Linked DNA regions of Homo sapiens: all the other regions are linked to region 2. Evidence: chromatin loops called from intact Hi-C (ENCODE). Cell type or tissue: PC-3. All regions are shown on one strand.

The links. A loop is a pair of places that touch in the nucleus more often than their neighbours do. Peaks named below come from ENCODE experiments on the same cell type or tissue, not always from the same donor. Only the 100,000 strongest peaks of a DNase experiment are listed, where the experiment ranks them.
Region 1: a loop joins it to region 2, with 10 times the contacts of the local background. A loop is called at or near these places in 14 of 110 quality-filtered maps.
Region 3: a loop joins it to region 2, with 22 times the contacts of the local background. A loop is called at or near these places in 5 of 110 quality-filtered maps.

The regions. Positions count from the first base shown.
Region 1 is chr11:101,427,699-101,430,198 of GRCh38, reverse strand. No RefSeq gene overlaps it. Among named protein-coding and RNA genes, the nearest start is that of MIR3920, 91 kb to the left of the region's middle. In PC-3, CTCF peaks have their summits at 915 and 1,120 (motif pointing left); a DNase peak (open chromatin) is centred at 1,108.
Region 2 is chr11:101,847,534-101,850,033 of GRCh38, reverse strand. No RefSeq gene overlaps it. Among named protein-coding and RNA genes, the nearest start is that of CEP126, 66 kb to the left of the region's middle. In PC-3, CTCF peaks have their summits at 1,347 and 1,552 (motif pointing right); no DNase peak of the experiment used is centred here.
Region 3 is chr11:101,389,349-101,391,848 of GRCh38, reverse strand. No RefSeq gene overlaps it. Among named protein-coding and RNA genes, the nearest start is that of MIR3920, 130 kb to the left of the region's middle. In PC-3, a CTCF peak has its summit at 1,105 (motif pointing left); no DNase peak of the experiment used is centred here; H3K27me3 peaks cover 170 bases.

The DNA.
Region 1 (2,500 bases), 420 kb after region 2:
TACTCTCCAAATGAAAGATGGGTGAGAGCCAAGAGGCAGAAGGAGAATGTAGATTAAAGTGGAGAAAAAAGAAGAAAACAAAAACTGAAGCGTGGAGCAGTGCCTCTTTTATGTCAAAATAAAACTCAAAAATGAAGTAGCAGCCAGAAGATGAAAAAGAATAACAACCACTACACAATTCAAGAAATATGAGGGGAAGAAAGGTTGCTTCTCTGCAAGACTGTGTGCTGAGCTCAAAGAGAAAAAGAAACCCTGAGACTGCTCTTGCCCTCATTCTTCCCTAGCAATAGCTGCTGATTTGTTGACTCTGCCATGTGACCTTTGCAACCACTTAGCTGCCTTTTGTTAACATGTCAAACACTGAAGTTTCTTCTTTAATCACCACCAGCAGATGATTCAGTGAAAATTTAAAATGGATTCACTGATGGCATCAAAATGGCAGAGTAGGAGCAATCTGGCTTCACTCTCCCTCATAGAAAAGCAAAAACAACTATCTAGTGCCAAGATTATCACCCGGAATATTCCAAAACTTAAAACTGAGGCTGCGACAATCCCTAGAGCCTCAGAGAAGTGAAAAACCAGGAGCAGAAGGTAGGGGAAATGAATTTCTTTAACCTTGATGCCCCTCCAGCAAGCTGCCAGGCACCACATGGAAAACTGCCCCTAGACTTCTTTCTACACTGAAAAAGTGTAGCCTCTACAATGGAAAAACTGAGATCAAGGCAGACAGCTGGCTTCTCCACCATCCTGGGTTCCTTAGAAGGAAAAACATTCCTGCCTTAACCCAAGGGAATCATTGCAAGTGCCTGTAGGGTAAAAACTCCTTAGGTCAGCCAGAGACAAAAAGTGGAGGTGAGGCTAGCAGCAGTCAGCATGCAAAATCTGGTGGCTGCTCTTCATTTCTACCTAGGGAGGCATAAATCAGAAAGGCTCTTCAGCAGGATCATGCTATAGGAGGCATTATCCATGACTGCTTTGGGCACAAACCTTCGCCAGCCTTCCCAGACAGCCATGTATCCACTTTGGATCCCACCCCCAGGCCCATCCAAAAATAGGCACTATGCAAAACTCAGAACCTGTGAAAGAGCTAGAGCAAAGATTAGCTTAGGGCACCATCTAGTGCTGAGAAGGAGTCAGCAATCTTGAGATAAGGCACCTTAACAGTCTGCCTAGGACCTTTAGACATATATACTCTAGAAAGATCAACACAAAGCAAGACAGACAGAGAAGCCTGGAATAAATACCTAATACTTCAGTGCAAAGACATAAAAATACATCCAAAATAAGCAAGAGCAAACAGGAAACTGTGGCCTCAAAAATTAACAAAATAAGAAACCAATGACTGACCCTAATAGGATGGCAATGTGTAACCTCTCAGATCAAGAATTTAAAATAGTAGTTTTGGGGAAACCCAGTGAATTTCAGAATAACACAGAAAAGCAATTCAGATATTTATCAGATAACTTTAACAAAGATATTGAAAAAAAAACTTAAAAATCAAACAGAAAGCCTAAAGCTGAAAAATGTGATTAATGAACTCAAAAATACAATAGAAGGTCTCAACAACACAATTGATCAAGCAGAAGGAAGAATCAGCAAGCTCAAAGATAAACTAATTGAAAATAGAGGAGAAAAAATTAAAAAGAATGAAAAGAAACAAAGCTTACAGGTCCTAAGGGACAACATCAAAAGAGCAAATATAAGGGTCACTGAAGTTCAAGAGAGACTTGAAAATGACAAAGAGGTAGAAACTTATTCAAGTAAATACTAACAGAAAATGTTCCAAACACGGAGAAAGATATAAATATCCAAGTATAGGAAGGTTCAATATCACCAAATAGATACAATATAAATATGACTATCCCAAGACATATTGTAACTAAACTCTCAAAGGTCAGTGACAAAGACAGGATTCCGAAAGCAGCATGAGAAAAGAAGCAAATGACTTATAAATGTCACCCAAAGTTCACTCTGGCAGTAAACTTCTGAGTAGAAACCTTACAAGCCAAGAGAGGGTAGGATGATATATTCTGAGTGCGGAAGGAAAAAAAAAAATTGCCACCCATGAATACTATACCTGGCAAAATTATCCTTCAGAAATGAAGGATAGATAAAGACTTTCTCAGACAAACAAAAGCATAGGGAATTCATCACTGCCAGACCTGTCTTGCAAGAAATGCTAAAGGGAGTTATTCAAACTGAAAGAAGAGGTGTAACAAGAAAACATCTGAAAGTTTAAAACTCACTGGTAAAATTAAGCATACAGACAAATTCAGAATACAATAATATGGTAATTGTGGTATATAAACCACTTATATCCTTAATATGAAGAATAAAAGACAAAATATTTAAAAATAATTGTAACTACAAATGTTTGTTAAGTGATAGGCAATATAAAAATATGCAAATTGTGACATCAAAAATTCAAAATTTTGGAGGGGCAGAAATAAATTTAAAGCGTTGAGTTTTATTTTGATTATTTCTTTTTTGACAGGACTAA
Region 2 (2,500 bases):
GTATCCTTTGACCAATATTGCCCCAATTCTCCTTCCCCAACAACCACCCCAGCCTGTTAACCACAACTCTACTCTCTAATTCTATGAGATCAACTTTTTTAGATTACACATATTTTCTATGAAGGCCTTCAACTGATTGGATGAGACCTGCCCACATTATAGAGGGTAATCTCTTTTACTCAGTCTATTGATTTCAATATTAATCTCATTTAAGGTATACCTTTACACAAATTTCTAGAATAATGATTGACTAAATAACTAGGTACCATGGCCTAGCCATGTTGACATATAAAATTAACCATCACATCACAAAACATAGTTATCTTCCTTAGTCTGGACAACCCCTTCATTTTACAGATGAGAAAACATAGAAATGAAGTGACCTGCATCAGGCTCCGTGGCAAGATATTGACCAACTGGCACTCTTAACTCCTTCCATGATACCGTAATCTACAGATTCCCATATGGGAACATCTGGAATGTAAACATGTTCACTTTCTGCAGTTGAGTTACTTTCCTACTTTATAACGTTACTTATAGTACACATGTAGGTTCCCAACACAGGACTAACAATAGTCACAACAGACATAAAAACAAAAACCCACAATTTGTGAAATAATGGAATTCTTAGCTCACAGCCTATTTGAGGCTTTCTCTTCATCTAATTTATGGTAATACCTAGGAATATTAGCTATCCATATTTATATCAATCAACATTTGTGAATTTTGTTGTTGAACATATACTTAAAAACTGGCCATAAACACCAGCAGCTGCCCATGTGTCATTTCTAAGGTCAATAAATTATAAAGTAATACTGGTGACATTCAGTAGGTGATGTAGTCTATTTGAGTGTCTCTGTATCAGTAGCAATGCTTAAGTGCCTTGTTACATGTTGTCCTACTTTTTGGAAGGTGAGAGAGTTGTCCAACCTTTTTGAAAGGTGAAACACATGTTGGTCTCTTCCATAGGTTCTGCATATTGCTTCCATGGGAACAGAAGTACAACCACAGCCAGAGTGGTAGAATAATGATCTACATTTTTCTATACAAGTCCTAATCTTCCTCCTAATGTATCTATGTATATGTGTATCTAGGTACATGAATACATATGATTTTGCTTCTCCCTGCCTTTCTGTTTTGACACCAGTTGTATTTAAGTGAGCATTGTACTTTTAAAAGTGAAATGCTCACTTAAATATGAGTCGTGGCAAAACAGAAGCTCATCTGCTTTCTCTACTTCAATGCCTTTGTTAAAGAATAATCTCTACTCTGGTTCCTGACAACCTTAGCTTTAGTGATGTGGCTAAGTGTCCTATATCCTTAGACCTGAGGATGACAGTGGGCCAAACTCTGCATGTAAATGAGCGCTCCTCACAATCCTGTTTGTGTATTTCCCCAAAGCATATTTTATGATATGCCTTACCTATGTTCCAGATTTGTATGATGGTTCAATGTTTTTCTAAGGTTTTAAATTTTAAAGTGAAACATATTTATTGAAAACAATAGCAAAGAGTTAAGTTTAAAACAAAGTATGACATAGTTACATGAAATTCTCAAAATGTCCACCAGCAGGTGGCAATATAATCCTAAATATTACTGGTAATAAAAAATTACATTTATAGACGATGAAAATAATATTAAATCCATAGATTAAATTCAGTTTTACGCATATGATTTTTCTAGATGAAGAATTTTCTTTTTATGTCCACTTAAAAGCCATAAACTTCATTCATTTCATGACTTTAAAAATATATAGTAACATTAGAATACATCTTTAATAATAAAATCAAACTCAATTATATATATTGATTCTGAATTTATGAGAATTCATAAATTCTCCCATGTTCAGGCCATTTCAATTAAATAAGAATCTGAGGGTTCAATCTAGGTATTGGCAATTTTTTTTCTTCAATTTTAATGTTAAGTTCAGGGATACATGTGCAGGATGTGCAGATTTGTTACATAGGTAAACGTGTGGCATGGTGGTTTGCTGCACAGATGGTATTGGTAATTTTTAAAGCTCCTAGTGTGATTTTTAATCTGAAGCTAGGGTTAAAAGTCACTGGTTTAGATCAGTTCTTCTTAGTTGACCTCAGTGCACCTGGGCCGTTGTTGGCTTTCTTACCTCTCCAGTTGATGCTGACACACACTAAAGTTTGAGAATGGCTATATGCAAATATTGTTTATTTCAAAGGTTCAAAATACCTGCACTTAAATGTCTGGTCTTTATTCATTAGGAAAGTCCTTCTAAAATCAGGTGCTTTCCCCAACTAATTAAAAAATCGTAGACACTTTTGCAACTAGCTGCTAATGTTTGGATCTGAACACTTCTCTAACTTAAAGCACTAATATATATGTTATTAAATTATATTGTTTCGTTCTATAACATATATCATAAATTAAGCTTGTATACATGTATACAAAATGAAGTTAGTGAAAAGATTAATTTCTTCAAATATTCTGTAATTTTACTGAAATTTAGTTGGGTTTGTTTTTCACG
Region 3 (2,500 bases), 460 kb after region 2:
ACGAGGATATGCTTGGAAGGTCTGCACAGTGATAATGGGTTTTATTTGGTTCTTGGCGACATTTTAGATAGATTAAAATTTCTATACTCAGATTTCTGTCCTACACCCTACTCGGTTTGGAGTCTACCACTATCAAATTGTGGTAAGAATCTTTCAGTCATTTTTGAGGTTCTTGGCACAAAAGGGGGAATAAATCATTTCCTGAAGCCCCACCACAGCCCCTGCAATCATTAGTAAGCAAAAGACATCATTAGTGAAGGCACAGGGCTGAAAAGAGAGAGTCAAGGTTATTGCCAGGTAAAGGTAAGGCTAATTTCCGTTACGGCAGCTCTTACTTGGGAAGAGGTAAAAGGCCAACAGCACCAAAAACCAAAAATCTAAGGCTTGTGGCACACAAAGAAAGAGAAGTGTACTCTGATTCCACAATTTTAATATTGACGTGTAATGTAGTGAAAGAAAAACATATCAGTTGGCATGTCTTAAGCAGTTACCTCAGTATAAAATGTAAATAAAATTACTGAGTTATACAAAATACTAAAAATAGAATCTGGTAGTATATTAACATATAATGATAAAGTAAGGTTTATTTCAGAAAAGCAATATTTATTCATTATTAAGACATAGACTTGGGGAAGAATTTCCATAGATCTTATTCTCTTACTGTCTTATTATATCAACTTGAGTTTCTTTACAAGTGAGTCCATCTCTTTTTCATTCCCTTATCCCTCTACCTACTGATAGTTTTTAGAGGCTGTATTGATAAAAGGTAGTTTGGGAGTAAAGGCAAAAAATTACAAGGTAACACCACTGAGAGAGTAAGCAATCAGGATATGCTGTATAATTGTTAAATCTATTCTTAATAAAATATATTATAAAAAAAGTGTCATCAAAATTGACTCAAGAATTACTTATAAATCTAAATGACTGATGATTTTTTTCAAATTTTTCTACAGCTATTGAATGATTTCCTCAAAGAAAGGTTCTAGATTTTAAAATCAAGATGGTATATTGAAAACACAAGTCCACCAAAATATCCATGAAGTAGAAAAATAGAGAGGAATATAAGAATAAAAGCATAACAAATGTGTAAAACAGGAAAGAGTGCCACCAAGTGGAATGATGTATTATTTAGGGTTCTCCTGAGAAACAGGACCAGTAGGAGACTGGTTCTCCTATTCTCACCAATAAAGCTATTGTATATATAGTATGACGTATTATTTAATACTATATATATATATATGGAAGAGTTGATGCTGCAGTTCAAGTTCAAGGGCAATATGCTGGCAGAATTTCCTCTTCAAGGATGTCAGCCTTTTTTTATTGAGGCCTTCAACTAATTGTACGAGGCCTTCCCATATTATGGAGGGTAACCTGCTTCACACAAGCCTACTAATTTAAATGTTAATCTCATCTAAAAAATACCTTCACAGAAACATATAGAATCATGTTTCATCAAATGTCTGAGTACCATGGCCTAGCCCAATTGACATAAAATATTAATTATCACAGATGATACTTGAGGAATTCCTAAAAGAAAACTGAAAGCAATCATATTTGCTGCAAAAATAAAGAATCACTGTCAACCCATATGAGGAAAAGAGTGAGTTTAAGGTTTTTCCAGAATCCATTTTCTTCTCCACAAAATCACCAACAGATAACAATGAGCAGAAGAGAGCCGTTGGACAATTGTTGGGATAATTGACTTCATCTCTATATTCAGAGCAGGTAAACCGTTGGCTCCTTGCCCTTCCTGACTTGAGCTGAGCAATGGGCAGCAGCAACATTAACTGACAGGTTTCAGCTCTGTATGGACAGTGGGGTAGAAGGGGCAACACAGAACAAGGGGATAGGTTCTGACTCTCAGAGAGATAGAGATCACACACTCCTAGAAGCCTGAGGAACACCACACTTAGTGGCACACGCCACACTTTACCATGATCACATAATCAGCACCTACTAAAGGGAAAACAGAAACTCTTAAATTCAGAGATAAAATCAAAATCACCAATCATTTGAATAAGGAATGCAAAGAATTGTAAAAAGAGCAGTATGACCAAAGCACAGAAGGTCAAGAAATAACGTGGCATGAGAAGTCAGTGGAGCATTAGGAAAAGAGGATCATGCAGGGCTCTGTAAGCCAATTGATGTTTTAGCTTTATCCTAAGAGAAACAGAAATCCATCAAAGGAGTTTCAGCCTTGATGTAATACAACACATTAAAACAAAAACAAAACAGATAATGTGGTTGTCAGAAGAAAATAGTTTGGACAGGCTTTCCATTTCCAGTTATGATAGACTTAGTAACCAAACCAAATTTCCCTCTGAAAAAAAAATTCTAGATAAAACACACACACAAAAACCCCACCAACCTAATGGAAGAAATATACAGAATACTGACTTCAAAATCCACATGCAGACAGAAACCCATATGAATGAAAATAACACAGAAACCACTTTTGGCCTAAATTCAGCTAAAGATGTTGAACTCAAGTTTTGTTCTT